Linked DNA regions of Homo sapiens: region 1 is linked to region 2. The links are chromatin contacts, found by Hi-C or POLR2A ChIA-PET in ENCODE. All regions are on one chromosome and are shown on one strand. Each heading gives the region's core, a stretch centred on a gene start or an enhancer-like site at or near the end of the contact. The rest is flanking DNA. Distances are from core to core; before and after follow the strand shown.

The links. A loop is a pair of places that touch in the nucleus more often than their neighbours do. ChIA-PET counts read pairs that join two places held with the same protein, here RNA polymerase II (POLR2A). Pooled maps may share reads with other maps.
Region 1: POLR2A ChIA-PET joins it to region 2 with 13 read pairs in activated CD8-positive, alpha-beta memory T cell. The contact joins two enhancer-like sites. A Hi-C loop is called at or near these places in 1 of 37 single-sample maps with no recorded cell type and 1 of 50 pooled maps. POLR2A ChIA-PET finds 5 or more read pairs at or near these places in 2 of 52 experiments (SK-N-SH and activated CD8-positive, alpha-beta memory T cell).

Annotation. Positions count from the first base shown.
Region 1 is chr10:6,066,729-6,072,082 of GRCh38, reverse strand. It overlaps the pseudogene RPL32P23. Among named protein-coding and RNA genes, the nearest start is that of IL2RA, 7.0 kb to the right of the region's middle. RefSeq lists a silencer at 3,373-3,462. Within about 2 kb of position 3,547, at least 6 of the 41 ENCODE cell types and tissues checked have a DNase peak (open chromatin) inside an H3K27ac peak, as active enhancers do.
Region 2 is chr10:5,561,211-5,566,426 of GRCh38, reverse strand. LOC105376381 (a long non-coding RNA gene) reads left to right here. Exons shown (of 2, transcript XR_001747274.2): 2 at 1,122-3,266. Among named protein-coding and RNA genes, the nearest start is that of LASTR, 32 kb to the left of the region's middle. RefSeq lists a silencer at 2,257-2,483 and an enhancer at 5,196-5,216. Within about 2 kb of position 2,599, at least 4 of the 41 ENCODE cell types and tissues checked have a DNase peak (open chromatin) inside an H3K27ac peak, as active enhancers do.

The DNA of each region.
Region 1 (5,354 bases), core at 2,298-4,797, 500 kb before region 2:
TTACAGGTGTGAGCCCCCACACCCAGCCCACTTCCGCTCTTAGGGAGAGGCGAGTGCATTTCAGAGAGCACTCGATGCTCCCAAAAGAAGAAGTTGACAGAGCCCACGTCCCCTCAGCCCTTCACACAGCCTCCCCTTGTCTTCCTCTCCTACTCAGCACTGTGGCTGCACTAGGACCCCTCATGATGACCAAGATCCTCATAAAGAGGACAAGAAGTTCATCCAGTACCAGTCAGGCCAATATCCCAAAATTAGCATAACTGGCAGAAATGCAGAGGCATCAACAACTCCTCTTGACAACAGGGTTGGTAGAAGAATCAAGGGCCTAATTTTGATGCCTGGCACAGGTTATGGGAGCAGCAGAGTACATGCTGCCCAGCGGCTTCCAGAAGCTCCTGGTCCACCCCGTCAAGAAGCCGGAGGTCCTGCTGAGGTGCAACACATCTCAGTGTGCTGAGACTGCCCTCAATGTTGCCCCCAAGAACTGCAAAGCCATCCTGGAAACAGTGGCCCAGCTGCCCATTGGAGTCACCAATCCCAGTGCCAAGCTGTGCAGCAAAGAAAAGGATTAGACTGCTCATGTGCACGTTTTATTTGTTTTTAAATTAAAAAACAAAAAAAAGAAAGAAGGAGGAAGTGGAGGAAGAGGAAGGAGGAGGGAGGAGGAGGAGGAATTTACATCAGCAGGCCGATCACATACTAGTCCTTGAATTCATGGTTGAATGTACTGACCATTCTCCCTACGGACACTTGAAGGTTTCCATCAAACCCTTCATAACATATTGCATAATTGTGGACTCTAGACTTGGGCCACAACTGAGTGATTTTTTTTTTCTCAAACCCAATTCCACAAAGTAAAAGCCTGATGAAATACAGTGAAGGCTGATGCCTTATTAACTGTGTTTCCCAAATCCAGAGCTCTAAAAAGGTTCTGCATACAGTCATTCATTCAATGCTTAACGACTGAGCATTAATTCCATGCTAAGTACTGAACTCAGCACTAGGAATAAGAAGGCGACCTAGAGGCATATCCTCTCTCTAAAGATGCATAGAGCCTCATTGGAATGATCAGCCGTGTCTCCAGAGAGCTACAAGGCAGTTTTCAATTGGTAAATGCCCTGAGAGTGATGGGCTTGTGGCATGTGTAAGGGTTAGACAGACCTGGGACCTAGACATGACACCACTCCTGACGAATTATGTGAGTGTGGGTGTTTCACAACCACAATGAGATGCAATGCCTGCACTTGTAACATGGAAATAGTGATGGCATGCCGGCCCCGCCAGATTGCTGTGAGAAGTCAGCGGCAGAGACATGCAACATTCTCAGCACAGTGCTTGCCATGTAGTAAGGGCCTAGTCAGTGCTAGTGATTCCTTTCAATATTCCTAAGATGCAGATAAGGGAACAGCCCAGAGGAGGGGGAGCACTTCCAGAGGGAGGGATGCGGTGAGACTTCCTTCAGCAGGGTAGCACTGGAGCTGGGTGTTAAGGAGTGAGTGAGCTTTGGGCTTATGGATTTAACAGAGGAAACCAAGAAAAGAGGAGGCGGTGTTGCAGGAACAGTGAGCAGTTGATGATTTTTATTTTGTTCTCTGGTCTGCTTGGGAACATTTTTGTGGCAAAGACAGCATGAAGGATAGCGAAGAATTAATACTGAAGAGATAGGCCAGGGCAGGTTATGAAGGATTTTGAATACCGGGCTAAGAAATGTGGGCTTAATTTCAAAGACATTATGGACACTCCTAAAATGTTACGTTGTAGATAAGGGAAAAGTATTCTTCCAGAAGATTAAATTGGGGCTGGGCACGGTGGCTCACGCCTGTGATCCCAGCACTTTGGGAGGCGAAGTGGGCAGATCACCTGAGGTCAGGAGTTTGAGATCAGCCTGGCCAACGTGGTGAAGCCCCATCTCTACTGAAAAAAAAAATTAGCCGGGCATGGTGGTGGGTGCCTGTAATCTCAGCTACTTGGGAGGCTGAAGCAGGAGAATCACATGAACCTGGGAGGCAGAGGTTGCAGTGAGCCAAGATTGCACCACTGCATTCCAGTGGGCGACAGAGCAAGACTCAGTCAAAAAAAAAAAAGATTAAACTGGAAGCAATGGGTAAGAATGGTGGAGTGGAGAGACACATTTGAGTGAGGGAAGCCAGCTGAAAAGCTGTACAGACGTCTAGACAAAATGTGACACAAGCATGCCTTCACCTCCCTGCAAAGACCACAGACCACTGAGCTCCAAAGGGGGTTTGGAATCCTTGTCCTGGGCCGCCATTGGTAACTCATCAGTGCTGGCTTGAGAGATAAACTCTATTATCCATCCCTGAACTAAAATCATGACAGAAGTGGCCAGGGAGCTTTGCTGCTATCCCCCCAGGAAACACGTCCTCCACTCAAATGGAAAGAGGACCCTCTGACAACATCTGTGGGACCCAACAGCACTGGTCACCACAAGCCACAAAATGTTAACAAAGTCAGTTTTCAATTGTTAGGGACGGAGGACTCAGTTCATGATTCATACAAACCAACTGTTCTCTCCCAGTGTTTTCTGGGTGGCACAACCCACAAGTCAACAGTGGCTTGGGAACTAGACATTTGAGTAGAGTTGGGTTATTTGATTCATAGTGGATTTTGGTTTTCCACGGGACCCCTGTGCCCTTGTCTAGTAGAATCTGGTGGAAATTACAAACTGCAGAAATTCAACTCAGTGCCGCAATAACAGGATGCACCTGTAGATTTCGTAGAATTAGCAGCAGCATTCTTTCAATACCAGTTTGAGAGAAATAACCCTGTTTGCATAGTGCCAACTGGGGCAGAATCTGAAGTGTCTTGCCTGCCTCTCGGCCATGGGAGGCACCGATCTCAGCAACATCTATCCAACCGCCATCCACTTAACAAGCAAAGATGGAAGGCCCTCGTGCTCCAGGCTATCCTGCAATGGTTCATTTGCTTTTGATGGGATTATCACTTTGACAGATGTGCTTGCAATTAACTGGGGGCTTTCTGCTTCCAATCCAAATTCCCACAGGTGGATCACTGGCTCTTGGGGAGCAAAAACCCTTCTTTGTTTGTTTTTGCTTCTCCCAGAGCCTGGGCAGAGCTCCCCATTCCTGGATCCTACGTTGATATGCACTGAATTGAATTATACTAAAGGGTGCACCCAAGAGTGCATGAGCGAAGTAAAATGTAATTTGTGGGACCTCATGTGGACATTTCAGGTCCGTGTGTACAAGATAAAGGAGAGAAAATCCTGGGGGACACCACAGGCCTGGGAAAATGACCTCCTACTAAGCCTAACAAGAACATCCAGTACATAAACAGCAGGCTCTCTGCAACCGCTTCAGTCCTTCCACTGCCACGCTCCCAGAAAGCAAAGGGTTATCTCCTGTTCGGATTTTGGCTCTGAGACCACAGCTCAGCACATCACTCCTCTAGAGAAAAGAAAGTCTAAGATGAGAGAGTGAGGCTGCTTTCATGTGGTGCCAGCGTATAGTGCAGGGCAGGCCTGATTGCTGAACGGATCCCTGCAGACGTGAGCGGTCACTTCCCCTTTTGAGGGCCCATTTCTTTTCCTCTTTGAGGAGACTGTGAGCGTCCTCAGTGCAGGGCTATGTTTTAGCTTCTTGGCTCTCCTCACAGGTTCTAGCATAATTCTTTGATTAATTGCAGTCAACGTTTATTGATGGATTATGTGACAGAGGTGAAATTCTTTGATCTGGGTTTCAGCTTTTCCTTTCCCCCACTCCCTCCTTTTTCTTTTTTTTTTTTTTTTTTTTAGAGGCGAGGTCTTGCTCTGTGGCCCTGGCTGGAGTGCAGTGGTGCAATCATAGCTCATTGCAGCCTTGACCTCCTGGGGTCAAGCGAACCTCAACGTCTTGGCCTCCTGAGTAGCTGGGACTATAGGCATGCGCCACCACGCTCAGCTTCACCTTTTCCTTTCCTTGTGCTCCCCTGGCAGATATGCTGGTAAACAATGAACCAGTCAAGAGGACAGCAACAGGAGGAAAATGGGAGAAACCCCATTATTCGTGGACTAAACAGGCTTCCCACTAGTCCTGGCTCACAGAGGAAGTCATGCTCCATGTTTCAAATGTCCTCAAAGCTCGTTCAACTCCAAAATGCATGAAGACAAAATGGGAATTTTACTCAAGATTTTTGTGGGCTGTTGGGGAGAAGAGTTAACATTGCAAAGCATATTGCAAACTCTTATCTTCAAATGATTTTAAAATTTTCTTCCAAGCTCTTTATTATTTCTCCAGAGCTGCCCTGCTCTTCCCACTCTGGGTCCTTTCTCTGCCACTCTCCTCAGCATGACTTCTCCCTAATCGGCCAGCATTTCTTTTATTCTATAGAGCAAGTTTTCTTGCCCTGGGCACCTCTCATTTGCATGTTATACCACCACACCAAGTGAGCCTCAGAGCACCAGTGTTTTAATCCCTGAAAACAGTCCTTACGGGATTCAGCACAGAGGTCCTCTTGGCAGCCTGTAGTCTCCAGAGTGACACGTCCTCAACAGTCAAAGTGAGCAAGCTATGGTGCCCATCACCAAGTGGGGCTCACCATTTCCCTCTGCGTTCACTTCTCTCCTACCTTCTTCCTTATCCCATCCTTCCTCCTTCCTTTTTTTTTCTGCATTCAATTATTCATGGTTATTCATTTCATACGGGCATCTGTGCCACTTGGTTCTACAGGCATTTTTTTTTTTTGAGACAGACTTTTGCCCTTGTCCCCCAGGCTGGCGTGCAGCGGTGTGATCTTGGCTCACTGCAATCTCCACCTCCTAGGTTCAAGCAAGTCTCCTGCCTTAGCCTCCCAAGTAGCTGGAATTACAGGCATGTGCCACCAAGCCCGGCAAATTTTTGTATTTTTAGTAGAGACAGGGTTTCACCATGTTGGCCAGGCTGGTCTCAAACTCCTGACCTCAGGTGATCTGCCTGCCTCGGCCTCCCAAAGTGCTGGGATAACAGGCGTGAGCCATCGTGCTCGGCCGGTTCTATGGGCATTGTGGAAGTGACCGTTAACAAGCCCCAAGGGTAAGTAAAGGAAAATGAAAGGTGATTGATTCCTCACCACCTCTCCCCTTTTTTCCTCTACTCTTTGCCCCTGCTCCCCAATCTAGACTCTAATAAACAGAAATGATTTTTGTTGCAAGCTGAAAACTCGTTCTTGTGGTTGGGGCTAGGGGGGTGGCAAGTCAAGCTTTAGAGTTGTCTGGATAATAAATGCTGTCTTCAAGGACTGTCCAACATTGTAGGAACAAGAGAACAACCCAAGTGAACAACTAACTCCTGTTCACAAATGCTACTGCCTCTCTGCCATCCCCTAACCTCAGCCTCACACACTTGAATTTCGCCAATCCA
Region 2 (5,216 bases), core at 1,350-3,849:
TGAGTTGGGGGTGGGAAAGGCGGTTGACTCCTTGGGGGCTGGTCACCACTCAACAGCTGTTCTCCAGTGGCACTTTATGAAGCAATGTTAGCAATGGGAGCTCCCCTGCCAAGATGTGGGTGGTCGGTACCCAGTGGCTTTCAAAGCCAGCAACCCAGGGATCTCACAGAAGTCCATCAGCCTGAAGGCAGGCACGTGGGAGATGACTAAAACCAGGTGATGTAGGCAAGAGGTACCCTCAGAACGCCCTCGAGTTGCCCCATTGTTCTTTTCTGTGCTGCCTGTGTGTGCAGCCGCTGAGCTCCTTGTGTTTTCGGGAGGTGGAGTATGCACCCCTGTGGGCTCATCCATCCTCGCCCTCATCATCCTCCCTGGCACCGTGCAGACTCTGAGCTTCTGCCCGCCCCACCCAGGTGTCTCATCCCACCTGCCTCGGGGAGCCTGGCTGAACAGCAGGCACCACCCTGAGCCACCCCTTCCCAGCCAGAGCAGCTCCGGTCGGAGGCTTCCTCCCAACAGGCGGGCTTCTTAAGCCTCCTTAATCTGCACGGAGGAAATTCAGAAATCCAGTCATCCTGAAACCATCTTCCTTCGGGGCAGGACAGAACCCGTGTGTGTGGGTAGATGAGTGTGGATGGTGGGGGTGGGAGGCACATTTGTCATCGTGCTCAGCCCAGAACTTCCCAGATGTTCAGGCCAATCAGGGTGAACCCTTGAACTTCCCTGGGCCTCTGATGCCCGGCTAGTGCCTCAAAAAGCCTCATCCGCGGGTGCTTAAAAAAAAAGACTTGAGGCTTCTTTACAGACACAGCTCATTCTAGAAATCTTCCAGCCCCAACATCACCAAAGGCGAAGAGAAGAAGGAAACTCACTATTCTAGCAGTCCCTGGGCCAAGAGCCTGTTAAGCCATTTTACGAGCCGTCCCCTAAAACATGACAATTCTGCCAGGCAGGTGTGGCAGAAGCGGGGCTATGTCTTTCCCAGAACACTGCAGCTTCAGCATGTCCTGCTTGCAGCCGGGGCCCCTGGGAGTGATGCTGGAGGACACCACCTCCAGGCTGCCCCAGAAACCTCCTGCCCAATACTCACACCGTCTCTCTTCATCTGTTGACCACTTTAGGGCAGGAGATCCAGCGGGGGACTATGGAGCTCAGTGGAGCTGCGGCCTGGGAGAAGCCCACCCAAGAGAACCATGTAACTAGAAACCATCACATTCGGCTTCGTGTGAGGGAGAAGCAGGTGTTTCATTGCACGCAGTTACTGAGATCTGGGGTTGTTTGTTATTGCAGCAAGGACCCACCCTAACACACGAGGTGTTATATGCATTTTACAGATTGCCAAGATGGTACAGACAGCAGAAGTGGCAAAACAACACTTAAACTCAAACCTGCCCAACTTCAAAGTCCACGCCCTTCCCTGGGCTTCAGACTGCCGTCTTTGATGCTATCTTTCATTGAGATGTTGTTTGCATTAAATGGGGGATCTTGCGGCACACGGTGGACCTTGCCCAGCACCCACTCTTCCTAGGGCCAGCCTTACTCTGTGGGGTCAGCCTTTGACCGTCTGGGCCATGAAGGTGGCTGATGAGGCCCCTTCGACAGCCAAGTTGGGGCACAATCTCCTCCGGATGTTGTTATTCCTTCACAGTCTCATCGCAGGCGGGGAGGAAGTCAGAGGGCTGATTTAGAGGACAGAGATACAAACAGAGTGAGCAGAGGATGTTTGGCTGCAGTTGCTCCAGAGTTTCAAGGGAGAAAACACAAGCATTGCTGAGCGGCCATTAGGGGCTTGCACGCTCAGCTGGGCACATGTCCACACCGAGGCATCACGTGCGGTCTGAGCTGAGCTCTCATCTCTGGGTTTCAGGACTTTCAGCACAGTCCTGGCCCTTCACGTTTAGTCTGGGTGATCAGGGATGTAAACCAGCAATTGCAAGGTGGTGAAGCACCACCGTGGAAGGGCACCAGCCGGGCCCTGGGGTCACAGAAGTGCCCCAGGAAGTGTGGCCGTTAAGCCTGGTGAGAGGAGAGCGAGCCGGGAGGACGGTGAGAGACAGGCATGACGGGGCGGTGAGTGTGACTGCTGCTGAGCATGTCTGAGACGGCAGGCAGTCACCAAAGGCTTGTAAGCAGAGGCAACACCCTGACTTGTGGTTTGGAGAGATCATGGTGACTGCCGTGCAGGGACGGAATGGAGGCTGCTCCAGTGACTCTGGCCGTGGGCAGTGGTGGGCGGGTGAGGGGACAGAGGAAAGTGGATGGAGTTGCTGCCCCCACAACCCTGCTGAGAAAGTGCCCACGGGACCTGGCGGGGTGTGAGTCACACTTGGGCTGCTCTGCCTGGCTCTGCACCTATTTCGTGAGCTGGAAGGGACAGCCTGAGCCCCGTCCCTTGGATGGACATCAATGCAGGAGTAAGGGTCTGTCTCTGAAGCTCTCTGAGCAACGGAAGGGAAGGTGCCCACTGGGCTCAATGCAGAGATATTGGGGCTGATGTGGCAGGAGGGGTGGGTGTGCAGGCCCGGCGGGGAAGGAGACTTCCAAACAGACGGGCTGCCCCACGGGGAATCTGGCTGGGGCCAGTCATTCTCAGAGTCAAACCATCTTCATTCAACTCCGAGGCTGCCCCAGGCCAGTAGCGTCCTTCCTGAGAGCGCTTCCTGCGAGATTTATGAGGCAGGGGCCAGGCCTGGATCGTAGAAAGCTAGAGAATGCCTTGGCTGCCCAGGGAAGTCTGGAATTTCTTCCAAACCAAGCTTCCAGACGTCCCTCTGGACTCCTCTGTCTGAGAATGGGCACTTTAAAGGCCCAGGAGAGAACTCCCATGACACCGTTTTCCAACCTCCCATCTCCCCTCCCCGGCAGCTCCCCATTTCCGGCATCTCGGCTTGGCAGGACCCCTCCAGGACCTCACTCCTCTGAGACGCACTGCAGACCTCACAGGTGACAGCAGCGTTTTGCTGACTCAGAGGCAACTACCACGATGACCCTCCAGCCCGTGTCCAGACCTGGGGCAGCGACTTGGACAGGGGGCTGCAGAAGTGGGTCTGTGAGGGGGACCTGACGGGGGGCTGCAGAAGTGGGTCTGTGAGGCGGACCTGGGGGGGCAGCCCTGGGGTGGGCTCACTGGGGTTCACTCCACCTCGAAGACTTCAATTCCAGCTCTGGCTGGTTTTGTTGGATTAGGAACACACAGCCAGCCAAATCTTGGTTACTAGGGTGCCAGAGATCACGTGGAGAAATGAAATAAAGAGAGAACCCCCAAACGGTGGTGCTGCCATGCATTGGAGCCTCTCGCCCCAACAGCATTCTTACTTTATTTATTTATTTCTCATCCACATTTTGCTGGAAGATTTTGCGCATTCATAATGGCAAACAGAATATGGCGATAAGCTTCTGTGTACACTATCATCAACAGCTTTCAATTCCTAATTAACCTTATTTTATCAATATTCCCCATAATCCCCCATGCTGTTTCTTGGCAAATCTAGATGACCCACCATTCCAGCCTTAAAAATTTCAGTGTATAACTGACCAAAGCTTTTTATTAGAATTGCTAGGTAGGGAGGAAATTTAAGTTTCTATGACTATGCCTAGTAAAGTTTGAAAAGAAGACAACGGGGGAAATAGACATTGACAATTCATATTGAATAATTGCACAGAGACAGTTCCTTTGTTTGAGGCTAAACCGAGACAGAGCCTCAGATACCCTCACTCACTCCTCTCTGGCTGAGAGGGGAGGAATTTTCGTCTGGGTCAGGGAGCAATGAGGTGGGAGTTTTGTGCTTCGGTTCTGGGGTGGAGATGGAAGGTCATAGGTAGCAGTCCAGTAACTGGCCCCATAAATGGTTCTGTGAGGCAGAAGCAGCTGCTTTGTGGAGGACTTGTGAGACTCTGAGGGAGGAGGAGGGAGGGCTCACGCACACCAAGGCGGCCCCCATTGTTTGGGTTTTGGGAACCCTGGGAGACAGTGGCCGTGGTCTCTGGTTCCCCTCACTGGGGCTCCAGGAGCAGTGGCCATGTTCAGACCAGAACAAAGGGGTCAGGACCAAGAGGATAAAGAGATACAGGCATGGCTGCTGGTGGGACCTGGTGGTCTGACAACAGAACACCACAAGACATCCCTCAGGGACCGTGTGTCCTTTAGAGACACTTCCCTCCACAGGGATGTGGCCATCAGATGTCTGTCCAACCCGAGAGCTAGCTGTGCAATGGGCCCAGTGTGGAGGTATAGCCAGTGGGAGGGCTGGAGCCATGGTCGGGAGTGGAGGGGTTGCCTGCAGTGCCTGTGGACGGGAGGGGCACCAGGAGAGGAGGGTCTGGAGGGGGACACCAGGAGAGGGGGATCTGGGGGGAGATACCAGGAGAGGGGGATCTGGGGGTATACCAGGAGAGGAGGATGGCGGGGGACACCAGGAGAGGGGGACCTGGGTTTTACCAGGAGAGGGGTACCTGGGAGGATACCAGGAGAGTGCACCTGAGTGGGACACCAGGAGGTGGAGACCTGTAGGGGGAATGCCAGGCGAAGGGGACCTGGAGGGTAACACCAGGAGAGGAGGACGGGGGTGGGGGGACGCAAGGAGAGGGGCAGGGCTTGGAGTCACTCTGCCATCTTGGGCTCCTCAACTTTGGGATGCCAGCTCAGCCTTTCTGAGACTGGGTTTCCTCATCTGTAAAATAGAGGGATCTCCCCACAGAGCGTTTGTGAGGATTAAAGGATCAATTCCAGAAAAAGGCTCAAAGCAACGCCTGTCCCGCGCCCGGCCCACAGTGAAGCTGGGCGTCGTTACTCCTGCTGTGGTCACTGGTGGTGTGAGGACCGCAGCACAGGGCAGGAGGGACACGGCCCACAGGGCGTCCGGCCTCCTTGGCACCTGCTCCAGGGCCCTTCCCGTCACCTCCTGGCTCCTCCGTGCACGTCTTGCTCCAGCGCTGCGTGGCCGCCTGTCCCCATTGCTCCGGAGCCCTTTACATTCATTTCTCCTCACCTGGGACCCTCTTCCTCCCCTCTCTGCAGTGGAGGCTCCCAGCCTTGTCCAAGGGCTTCCTGGGAAGTCACTTTCCCTCCGAAGCATCTCATGCACCCTCCGGGCACCCTCACCCCTCCAGAGGTCCTGTGGCTCCCCAACTAGTGGGTGACACTGTCCTATTGCTGGACGCCATGGCTTCGAGGGCCTGTGTTACCCTTGGGCAGGGCCTTTAGTCCTGCAGGCTTG